2 separate regions of the Mus musculus genome follow, and region 2 is linked to region 1. A link is a loop called in an ENCODE intact Hi-C map of the cell type or tissue named here. Cell type or tissue: heart. All regions are shown on one strand. Links, peaks and the distances in the headings refer to the core of each region. The heading gives the core; the rest is flanking DNA.

The links. Peaks named below come from ENCODE experiments on the same cell type or tissue, not always from the same donor. Only the 100,000 strongest peaks of a DNase experiment are listed, where the experiment ranks them.
Region 2: a loop joins it to region 1, with 2.8 times the contacts of the local background. A loop is called at or near these places in 1 of 42 quality-filtered maps.

Annotation. Positions count from the first base shown.
Region 1 is chr12:103,431,023-103,437,095 of GRCm38, forward strand. Ifi27 (interferon, alpha-inducible protein 27) reads left to right here and starts at 3,167. Exons shown (of 6, transcript NM_194067.2): 1 at 3,167-3,328; 2 at 4,400-4,551; 3 at 5,541-5,660. The coding sequence starts at 4,434. It also overlaps a transcript of Ifi27l2a not described here. In heart, for the core only: no CTCF peak of the experiment used is centred there; a DNase peak (open chromatin) is centred at 3,199.
Region 2 is chr12:103,529,116-103,535,188 of GRCm38, forward strand. It overlaps Ppp4r4 (protein phosphatase 4, regulatory subunit 4), which reads left to right and starts at 3,450. Exons shown (of 25, transcript NM_028980.3): 1 at 3,450-3,627; 2 at 4,956-5,029. The coding sequence starts at 3,505. In heart, for the core only: no CTCF peak of the experiment used is centred there; DNase peaks (open chromatin) are centred at 3,136 and 3,726; H3K4me3 peaks cover 1,643 bases; H3K27ac peaks cover 1,070 bases; H3K27me3 peaks cover 1,073 bases.

The sequences.
Region 1 (6,073 bases), core at 443-5,442:
CAGCTTACAACCAACTGTAGTTCCAGCTCTGGGGGATCCAATGGCAAGCTCTGGTCTTCATGGGTACCAGACATACTGGTGGTACACAGACATACATATACGCAAAATACCTCTACATATAAAATGAATAAATGAGGTGTTTTTTTTTTATGTTAACCTGCTAGTCTCTCATATCTTCAGATCTTTGGATAAAAGGTGGCTTACAGATTGAAATCCTGTCCCTACTCATTGGCTTTTGTAGTGAGAGGCGTATGAAACTCTGGTGCTCTCCTTACAAAATTCCTCTCTTTCTTCCCAGTGCTGAGGATGAACCCTGTAGTGGCTATTCCTGGCTGTCAACTTGACTCTATCTGGAGTGAACTACAATCCAGAATTGGAAGGCTCACCTGTGATCCTAATCTGGAGGCTGGGAGATACAAGTTTCTGACCTGGATCTTGGCATGGAGATCTTGAGGCATAGTGGCTATGAATTCCAGAAGATTAAGACATGGACATCTCTGAGTTCAAGGTCATCTGGGACAAAGCGTGATCCAGGCATGGTGGCACACACTTTTAATCTGGACCATACCTTCTGCTGGAGACCTACATAAGGACAGTGGAAGAAGGAAGATTTACTCTCTCTCTCTCTCTCCTTCACCTGCTTGCCTTGTGGGACTGAGCAACTGCTAGATCCTTGGACTTCCATTCACAGACCCTGCTGACCACTGTTGGGAGTTGGACTCCAGACTGTAAGTCACCAACAAATTCCCTTACTATATAGAGACTACCCATAAGTTCTGTGATTCTAGAGAACCCTGACTAATACAAACTCTGTCCATGCAAGGTAAGCAATCTACCACTAAGACACATCACTAACCTTTGGCTGTCTGATATATGGCCCTGCGATTAAAGCCAGGTTGCCCTTGACCTCTACAACTTCAGGCTACACATTGACAAGCACTGGAATATCTGGGATACATGACCATGCCCACTGCTCCTTCTAACTGTCCAATCAAATACATCAGGCCAGGCATGGTGATGCACACTTTTAATCTCAGCATTCAGGAGGCAGAGGCAGGTGGATCTCTATGATTCAGAGACCAGTCTGGTCTACACAGTGAGTCCCAGTACAGAAGAGAAACAAAAGACAAAACCAAACCAAAAATAAAGAGAGAAAGAGAGAGAGAGAGAGAGAGAGAGAGAGAGAGAGAGAGAGAGAGAGAGAGAAAGACACAAATCCAAATAATCTAATGATTAGCAAAATAATACTACAGAAAAACTCTTCTAGGTTGGGGATGCATCTCAATGGTAGAATGCTTGCCTAGTGTACACAGAGCCTTGGATTTTGTCCTCATTATGGAAGAAACCAGGCATGGTGATATATGCATATAATCCAGCACTCTCCCAAGCAGAAGATTCAAGGTCATCCTTAGAGGCACGCTTAGTGTAAGGCTAGCCTTAGCTAAAATTCACTTATTCTATCAAATTTTACAACATTTATTGTTGACATAACCCTCCTAAGGGCTAAAGTTCTGTTTTAAGTTTAAAGAACTGTGCTTTAGAGATATATACTATATATTATATGTGATATCAAATAATCCTGTCATCTTATAAGCCCCACTTGCCCAAGGTCAGACAACTTCCTGGAAGGTCTGGGGTTGATATGTATGGAAGACAACAAGCCACTGGTGTTTTCACTTCAGTAAACAATACTGGTTGCCCTAACTGCACAGGCCGTGCTTGATTGAAGTTAGGCAGGAAGTACATAGACAGAAAAGAAGTCTGGATGTGTGCTTCCCATGAGTGGATGTACGCTTGCCCCTGATTGAATGTATGCTTGCCTCTGATTGGGTGGAAGTGAGACGGACAAAGCTCTTTGCCTTTATTGTACTTTTTGAATATTCTGTAGTTATAGCAATTATATGCCTTCCCAGTGAGAAAAACATCCACACACTTGAGGATTAGAAAAGAGAAGGTGGGATGGAGAGTTGGCTCAGTAGTCAAAAGCACTTCTTGTTGCACAGGATGCCCATGGCTCTCACCGCCTCTTCCAACACCAAGCACAGTGTGGTGCACAGATATATACACCCAGACACGATACTCATGCACATAAAAGAGTAAAAATAAATATACATTTTTTTTAAGGAAAAGGCTTCCTACTAGGCCTACAACTAGTAGTTGTGGTAACAGTGACAATAATAGGCTCTGGCTAATGTACAAAGATAACTGGACACAAGATTTTACTAACTTATTTACACCATAGGCTTAGCATTCGGCAGGAACTGTCACCCTTCGGTCTCTTTCAGTCCCAGCCCCAGGGTACACTTTGAATATTTAACCAGAGACAGGAGACTGAAAGTCAGGCAGCTTGGACAGATGGGAGATTTATACAGCAAAGGTATTGCCGGAATTATTTTTAATTTCACCAGTGTTGTTCCTTTTGAATGTTTGCAACCCAGGTCTATCTTGCCTGCATGCAGAATTCAGCCTTTCTTAATAAGAGGTTAGGGGGTTTGATGGCAGACTAGGACTTAAAGGTGGCTGTGACCTTGAGGTGCTCTCTTGAGTTGCCCTTTAGAGCCTGTTCTTTGATATGGGGAGGGAACAAAGGTCTGATTATGAGTCAAGGTTGTTGCCCGTTGTTACAGGAACGGAGCCAGATTTGGGTTCATTCTTGGTGAACAACAGCAAAAACCTTCTCAGCCACCCTAAACTTCAATCATGGTACAAAATTTTATTTTCTACAGTGTATAAGAAACCCAGTGATATTTCACTTTCATTCCTTTCATATTGGAGACATTCCAGTTTGTGTAATTTAATATTAAATTCGACTTCGTGCAACTTAATATTTTCTAAGTGACATTATTAATAAATGTTTACAACCTCAATTTTATTACTTCAAGTTTCTCCCACAGCACTGTCACTGGAAGGAAAAAAACCCACTGGCAAACGTGTTATATTTTACAATACTTTGTAAACCGATTAACACTCAGAACCCTCAGTAAAAGAATAGTGAATTTTTCTTCCCAGCCAAAACAGCAGTGGGAATGGAAATTTTTCTCATTGGCTGCCTTCCATCACTGAGTGTTTCTTCAATCTGAGTGGATTTGTCGGGCCTGGAGAGAGCTGGGGAAATAGAAACCTATCTTATTGGCTGTCTTCAGTCACGGGGTGTATCTTCAACTAGAGTGGATTTGTCGGGCCTGGAGAGAGCTGGGGAAATCGAAACTTATTTCAGCAGCTGTCTTCAGTCACTGGGTGTGTCTTCCTGCACAGTGGACTTGACGGGCCTGGAGGGAGGAGAGGAAATTGAAACCTATCTCATCCTCTAGTTTATTTACATCATTGGGTATGTCTTCTTTGACCACAGTAGAGTTTTCCACTCTGAAATGAACTGGGTTTTCCAGAAACGAATCCAAGATCCAGCTGTTGGTAGTAGTGGGGGTGGGGATGTCAGTTGGGGTCTTCAGGAAATCTTCAGTGGGTAGGTCCAGAACAGAGACCCTACTCAGATGCCCCTAGGCCTAGGAGGCAAAAGTCCTCAGAGGCTGAAGGGAAGCCAATGTACAGGCTCTCTCAGAAGCCGTCTAGTTCTTGAAAAGGCACCTATCTATAAAGGTAATGGGTTATTTTTCCTAAGCTGGCGCAATGAGATAATTCAAGTCAGATTAATTCTATATAGGCAGATTTATCAGGAAGCTGCTCTCAGGCAAGATCACTGGCCACAAGGACCAAGTTCAGGGACCTCATTATGGTGATAGGAGGATGAGACAGAGACATGTGCATGCACCAAGAGAGAACAGAAGTCCAGGAAGAGACAGTTAGACACCAGCATGTCTGGACCATTTAGGGAAGAGGCCTGGGCTTATGGCAGCCCAGCCTTTGGGCTGGACAGTTCAAGGGTTGGGCCAGGGTATGCCAGGGAGGGACTGAGGGATGCTGGGAGAACCTGGAGGCCAGGTCTGGAACCTGGAGGTCAGGTCTGCTTTGACATGTCAAATATGCACCTCAGTCTCTTGTCCTTGGGTCTGAAACCAAATAGTGGGTGTGTTCCAAGAAGGAAGGGACCCCAGGCCCTATTAGTCTCTGAAGGCTAGAGGTTGGTGAAGTGAGCTATAAGGGTTAAGAGTAATGTAGTCAGCCTGCCACTTGTAAGCAGCTGGACCAGGCTGGTTTGGTGCCTAAGGTCTTTGCTATGGAGCCTTCTGGCCTGGAGTGAATCACTTGCACTGTCTAAAATGGCTCCTTAATCCCTACAAGAAGCAGGATCTCAGACCCTAGGGCTGGGGCCAAGCCCAGTGTGGCCACCAATTCTGAGCAGCCTCTCTCTCCAGCCGGGAGCCATTCAGTGTTTGCAGGTTCGTTGGTGGAATCCAGCTCTTGGTCTCCAATCTCATCAAAACTCCAATTCACTCCATAGATTCGGTTCCTGTTTGGAAACTTAACTGGTCCTCATGGCGTTTTCGGGCACAGGGACACTGGTGGCTTCCATTGTCTCCAAGATGACATCTTCAGCAGCCATGGTCAAAGCTGGAGGGGCAGTCTCTGGCACCATTCTAGCTGGTTCGAAGGGTGAGTGCCCATGGAAGAATGGAGAGTGGGCTGGGGGGTGGGGCTGGGGACAGCTATGGAGCATGTAGCATCCTGACCTCAGAGCTGCCCACTGTCTCACATCCCACATAGTCTTGACTCTGAAAAATACCTGAGGGAGCCAAGACTAGTGTAATGAGGCTGGGTCTGAGTCCCTAGAAACTCAGACCTACCTGCTTCACAGGGTCGTCCTCTGGAACTTTGGTCCCTGGGGTCTGGAGCTGGGTCCTCCCATCTCTTCTCACTGACTCACCAACAAGGTTCATCTTTTGTGGAACTGTCAGTCCTGCTGGCTGTACAAGCCGTGGTATGGACTTAAATAAAGTTAGCTCCTTCCTCCAGCTTGTGAAGGCCTCTCTGATTTTATTTATTTAATTCCCTTGCACGAATCTTCTTTCTCAGCCCCCAATTTCCAGCCTGCTGTGGAGATTTTCTTTATCATTTGCCTGACTGAAGAGGGCAATGGATAACATTCTCAATGGATAGCATTAGGGCACCCCGTTACTTTTCTCACACTTAGAAATGAGGCTCTTAAAAACCCACCCTAAGCCGGGCAGTGGTGGTGCACACCTTTAATCCCAGCACTCGGGAGGCAGAGGCAGGCAGATTTCTGAGTTCGAGGCCAGCCTGGTCTACAAAGTGAGTTCCAGGACAGCCAGGGCTACACAGAGAAACCCTGTCTCAGAAAAAAACCAAAAAAAAAAAAAAAAAAAAAAAAAAAGCAAACGAACAAACAAACAAACCCAAGAACTAACCAAACCAACCAAACAAACAAAAAAACCCACCCTAGAAGAAGATAAAAAAAATCAGCCCTTCTAAATCTATACAGAATCTTTGTGTAGCTTCTTTTTCTTTCTGTCACCCAGGGCAGACACTCTCAGCCCCCCACAGCAGTCTTTTCATGATGGTTTGAGTCCCTTCATGAGGGATACATTTCTGACCCCTCTCTGATCTGTGATTTTACCCTCCAGGGCTCATCCTGTTAACACAGAGTGCCCTGGGCTCTGCAACATCTGCACTTGGAGCACTGAAGGTTGGCACCATTTTATCTGGGTTCTCTGCCTCCACCTTGGCTGCTTCCCCCATTGGAGGTAACTGGCCCTGCATGTCCATCCCACACTCCTGCTTGGGACCCAGGTCTACATGGAGAACAATGACAAGCCACCTCTCTCATTCCTTTGTGCTTATCAGGGATTCAGAGGGATAGGAAATTTATCAGAGGAGGTAACTTAAGATCAGTAGAATGTTAGTGAATAGAACTTTATTGCATGCATTCACATCTTAATTGCTAGCCTATTACATTGGTTAGTTCATTGAGTTTTTCTAATGACCTCAGAGGAGGGTAACATCTCTCTCTCCCACTCCCCCTCCCCCTCTCTACTTCCCCTCCCCCTCTCCCTCTCTCTCTCCTCTTGGAATGGAGGCTCACTCTATAGCCCAGGCCAGCTCAGAGAGCACTATGGATGTAGCCCACCATGATTGACCTTAAGCTTGTCACAAGGTG
Region 2 (6,073 bases), core at 743-5,742, 98 kb after region 1:
ATGTGGCCTGAGGAAATATGAATTCTCCCTTCATTTATGCACTGTTTGTAGTGTAAGTGGATAAAGCCATCCTAGATGGCAGGCATGACAGTAAAGCCAAGCTCTGGAGGCTCCAGGACCCAGCAGTTTCTCTCTGAAGGAGAATCTACAAGGGGCAGACTTATCTAATGTCCACCCTAGTGCTGTCTATTCATTTTTGAGGACTTGATGATAGTGTTGGGCATATAACTTGTGGTGGTTTGAATAGGTTTGGTTCCCATAGACACAGTGCTTTATTGCTTAGTTACAAGGAGTGGCACTCATAGGAGGTATGGCCTTGATAGTTTAAGTGTGGCCTTGTTAGAGGAAGTATATCACTCTAGGGGCAGACTTTGATGTCTCCTATGTTCAAGCTACACCCAGTGTGGTACAGTCAGTCTCCTTCTGCTGCCCATTGATCAAGTTGTGGAACTCTCAGCTCCTTCTCCAGCACCATATCTGCCTGCCTGCCACCACGTTTCCCATCATGTTGATAATGGACTAAACCTCTGAAATTGTAAACCAGCCCCAGGTAAGTGTCTTCCTTTCTAAGAGTTGCCATGGTCATGGTGTCTTGTCACAACAATAAAACCCTAACTAAGACAGAAGTAGAGTTGGTCAGTAGCAGGATTAATGCCTTACTACTGGTGTACAGAGCCACATGACAAGTTATGCTATCTGGAAATATCAGAAACAAGTTAGGACCTCCGGCAACCCACCCTTTCTGTGGTTGAGAGGTAAGCAGTGTCCTGTCACAAGTTCTTACCATGATGGCCTACCACAGCTGTAGTCACAGCAATTGAGTCAAGTGACTATGAACATAAACCTGAGGATCATGAGCCAGTTGAGTCTTTCTTCCTTTACACGGATTCTGTCTAATATTTTGGCAGAGTGATGGGAAACTAATACAACTTAAACTTGAGATATTAAGCTGAGGAAAAATTAAGCGACAGGATGGGTTCTTACCACTCATCTTTTAGTAAAAGCAGACACAGAAACCAAAACCATTTGATTTATTTTGAGATATGTACATATACGGGGGCATATTTTAAACCTAAGAGAGTGTGTCTGTGAGTGTGAGAGTGCGCCCCCAGCTAGCTGAGGAAATTTGGGAGTACACAGCAGTTTGGCAGCAGCTAGGCACTGGGTCAGAGAGAGTGATTTTGGAGCTCTGAAGAGACAAGAGCCAGCCTTGGTGGGAGAGGCATTGGCAAGGGGAAACACTCGGTGTTTGTCCCGGGCTATGTACCTCAGCCTGGGAACAGACCGAGACTGCCAGCCGGTGCCAAGCCAGCAATAGTGTGGATTATTTTTTTTTTTAATAATTTCACACAACAGAAGAGTGTGGAATAAGAGGCAGGCCCACGCTGATTGGCAGGAGGTGGGGAAGCATGGACAGCATAACTTACTCCTCTCCCTTCTGTCCCTCTGTGTATGTCCCTGTGTGTGTGTGTGTGTGTGTGTGTGTGTGTGTGTGTGTGTGTATGTGTGTGTGTGTGTGTATACAAGCAATTGAAAGGAAAGGCCATGACTGCTACTAAGTATGGTGGAAGAGAAAGTTTATGCTAGATCTGTAGCAGAGCATAGCCAGAGGCAGGGACCTCTGGGAGAATCCAGAGTGAACATGACCAGATGGAGCTGTGCCATGTGAGCAGGGGGAAGGGCTGGGAGAAGGGGCAGAGGGAACCAGGTGCAGCGGCCAGGTCAAAGGTACAAATAGGGCGAGTAACCAAGATGTCTGGGTTATATGGGGAAGAGCCTCTGGGGGGAAGGGCAGGCAGCCCCTGGGCTGGGGAGTTCAGGGTAGAGGGCAGAGTGTGCTAGCCATACCCTCTAACAGGCAGGGAATGAGGGATGCTAGGAGAACCTGGAGACCAGGTCCGATTGGATGTATCAAATAGGCACCTTGGCCCTTTGTCCTGGCTTTGAGAGCTAATGGTTTGTTTCATGAAGAAGCCAGAGGAAGCTATCCAGTGTCTTGCCCTGCTTTTCTCCGTCATGGTAGGGTCTCTCATGGAAGTGGAAGGCAGATTGCAAGCTCTTGGGGTCCTTTTGTCTTCAGCCCCCACGTGTGGGGGTTACAGGCTCATGCTGGCTTTTTAAAAATTATTATTATTAAATGTGGGTGCTAGGATCTGAATTCATTTCTTTAGAACTGCCCAGCAAGTGTTCTTACTCTTTGAGACATCATGTGTGTGGTGTGTGTGTGTGCATGCCTGTAAGATGGAGTGAGTGTGGAGGTCATTGGACAACTTGTAAGACTCAGTCCCTTCTTTCACTGTGTCCAATGGATGGAACTGAGTGTCAGGTGTGGCACTTTTACCTATGTAAATGGCTGTGCACGTCTGCGTATTGTCAGGCGGTCAAAAGAGGGCCCTGGAATTGGACTTTCAGGGGTTTACTAGTCCCTACAGTAGCGCTAGGTATAGAAACTGTGTCTTCTGGAAGAGGAGCCAGTGTTTTTAACAACTGGGTCATCTCTCCAACCCTTCCCTGTCTTATTTTGACTAGAACCAAATGTAAGCGAGTTGAATCAATGTGCTCCCCTAGAGCAAGAGCAAGGTAGTGCTCCACCGAGGTCTTACACATCTCTTTCTACCCACTGTGCTAAGCACTACCTCCCAGTTCTCTAAGAAGAGCTGCACTCATCATGGCCCAAGTTTTATCCGAAAGGGCTGGCTGTAACCTCTCTTAGTAAATCCTTATTGATTTTTCAGGATTCAGTATAGGTCTTTTTTTTTTTTTTTTTTTTTTTTAAAGAAGGCATTTTGGGACATTTTCCTTCTTCCAACGTCAGGACTGCAGAACTGTATTCGCATATACCTGTCTCCTATCCTCAGGCACACACTAGGCACTAAACCAGCTTGATTTGGCCACTCGAGGGTCCCTAGGCCGGGAGTTGAGTTAGCAGGGGCTTGTCTACACCAGAAGCAGGCCAGCAGAGCAGCCACCAAATAACCAGAAAGTCACTCTCACAGGTGCAGAGGAGCCCAGCACACTGCACACTTCCCCCGCTTCACTCTCATTGGCTCAGCCTGCCCGCGCCCATTTCCCGCCCCCGGCCCGCCTCCTGGCCGCCTGGGGACGCGGAGAGCTCTGCGCACGCGCCGAGGGGCGGGGCTCGCCCCATAAGGGTGGGGCGGGGGCCCAGGGAGCCGGACCAGGGAGCGTCGTTGCGCGGCAGTTGCGTCCTACCTCGCGCGCAGACCCCGGGCGGGGGCGGGGCCGAGGCGGCCGCTGAGGCGGCTCCCTGTTCTGGTCCCGCCCCCTCCACCCGCCCCGCCCCCTCCACCCGCCCCGCCCCCTCGGTGCGCTGCTCTCCGGCTCCCGCCGCGCTCGTGTTCTCGTCGCCTGCGGCCTCTTGCTCTGCTTCCCCGCGGCCGAGAGCGGGACCAGAGAGTCCTTCTGGTGGGCGGCGCGGGGCTGCGCGCGTCCGGCATCCCGGGGCCGCTCGGGCGGGCCGGCGAGGGAGCCCCTCGGCGGTCCATGCATCCGCCGCCGCCCGACGCCGGCGTCGCGATGGATTTCGGGCAGAACAGCCTGTTTGGCTACATGGAGGACCTGCAGGAGCTCACCATCATCGAGAGGCCGGTCCGCCGGAGCCTCAAGGTGCGCGGGACCGAGAGACGCTCCCCTCAGGGCTGCCCGCCGTCCGACTGCCCCTCGGCGCTCCAGCGCCAGTCGCCCTGTCACCGCAGCCGCTTCAGAGCTTCATTCCCTGCCGCAGCCAAGGGTCGGCCTGTCCCTGACCCCTGACTGGAACCAGTCCCTTACCCTGGCTAGAGCTAGCCCTGCCTCCTGACTGAGGCTAGTCCCTTCCTCTGACTGGAGCCGGCTGGGTCCCTTGACTACGGCCAGCCCAGTCTCCGAACTGAAATCAACCTGCCCCTGACTAACTGGAATCAGCCGGGCCCCCCCGACTTGGTCCCCCGACTGCGGCCAGCCCTGCGCCCCACCCGGCTCCGGCCTCCCCCAGGAACGGCCAAGCCGCTGTTCTCGGGGCCAGCCTCCGCAGCCAGCTCCTCAGCCCGTGGTGCTGTCCCAGGTTCTGGTCGCTGGCCCATCCTGGGTTTCACACAGCCCTAGTTCCATCTCTCGCCCGGACGTCTCAGGTCCCATCCTTTCACGGTCCTACCCCCACCTCTGCATAAGATCAAGCTTGGGTCTCCCCGTGCAGCATGGCCTCCTTCACCTTCCAAGGAGAGGCACCCTTCCCAGAGTCGCCCTAGTTTAGGGTTTGAAAGCTTCTCCTCAACCCTTGCCTCCCATCCTGAGTCACCATGCATCCTTTTCCTCCCAGGTCCTCCAGGACTGTAGGCGGGACCCTGCTCCCCAGCCCCCTTGAGGGGAGTCAACCTTCTGTTTCCCCCCCTACCTCGCTCCCCAACCCCGCAGAGTCATCTTTCCAGCCTTGTGGGGTTTCAACCCTCATCCTCACAGATGACAAACCTAGTTTATGGGCCCCTTCCCTACCCTTCTTGCCAGTTCTTCATTACCTTTCTAGAGCCTTTGATTTTCTTTCCGTCTGAGTTCATTCGGTTCCCAACAGGAGCTACAAAGCTTGTCCTTTCTGTTTTATTCAACTCCCCTTTAAAGCATTTCCCAGTGTGGAAAATGTTGTAGCGGCTTGGGGTACTGCGTTGAAGACAAAAAAATATGTGAATATATAGGTAAATATGTTCACATGTGGTATGTATGTGTAATGAAGTTGATTCCATTGAGGTCCTACAGTCTATAAGGCAGAAGAGTACAGATAGTCCCCCCTCTCAGCACTCAACTGGAGATCTGTGTTTAATATGGTGTAGAACAATCCTCAGATTCCAGATTAGTTGTCATTGCTATAATTGTGAATTTTTACCAATAGGGTCTTCAAGGGTCTTTGGGAGCCAACAGTGACCAAATGTTTGTGTGCCTAATTTGCATTTTATCCTTGACAGACACCAGAAGAAATAGAAAGACTGACTGTTGATGAAGATCTCAGTGATATTGACAGGGCTGTTTATCTGCTCAGGTAGGTCTCACTCTTTCTTGCAAATTGCTGCCCTTTGCCTGTTGGGCAAACATGAGCTGTTTCTGAAATGTCATGTCTCAGTTGCTGAGGGTGTTCAGACGGACTGTTCCCCTTGAACAGGGTACTTTTTTGCATGCATCACAATTATGTTATGAATTATGTTAGGTTTGGGCTTATGGATCTGAGAACTGGAATCAAATAACATATCTAATTTAAAGAACACTGCCTGGAGGAGGAACTGCAGAGCAGCTAATGGTTTGAATTGAATCACATCCTTTTGAAATTACTTTCCAAGTATGCTCATGCACGAGTCAGTAAGCATAGATAAGATTTAAAGGTACCCAGTGATTAAAATTTTAAGTTTATTGTAGAGAATGGATATTGTATGCAATACTATATAGAAAAATTCAAAAACATGAATTTTTGCTCAGAATATAGTTTATTATTACTTTTGTAATGTGAGCTTTATATTGCTTGCAAGTTTCTTTTTTTCTTTTTTTTTTTAAATTAAGTTGACTCTACTCTCTAAGTTTCAGACCATCTCGTGGGCTCTACAGAATAGCTTGAGACAAGTGGTTATGTTGTCGCTATATATGCTTCTGATGATTCTACATTACTTCAGTCACAAAGGTCTCCATTTGGGTGCTGGGCGCGGGGGTGGGGTGGGGATTACAGTACATTGCTAGAATCAACTTATATTATGCAGATATGTATAAACACAGTAATACAAATGATTTGAATAATTTTAAAGGGTAAATATATTGATGAAAAGTCTTCAGAAATAGAAAATCTTCTAGGCGTTTGTATATATTTAAGAATTATTTTCACCTGTGTGTGTGTGTGTATGTATATAATTTTCTTTTCTTTTGGGAAATTAGTCTTTGTGATCGCTGTTTAGAATCAGGGTTTGAAGACTGGTGCTACCTCCTATAAAGTCCGTCTCCTTTGTTTAGGTCTGCCTTACTAGCTTCAGCTGCTGTCTATCTTCTTATTCTGTTCTTGATTATAGATTATAGATCATATTTCCAGTCCCATGGTATTCAT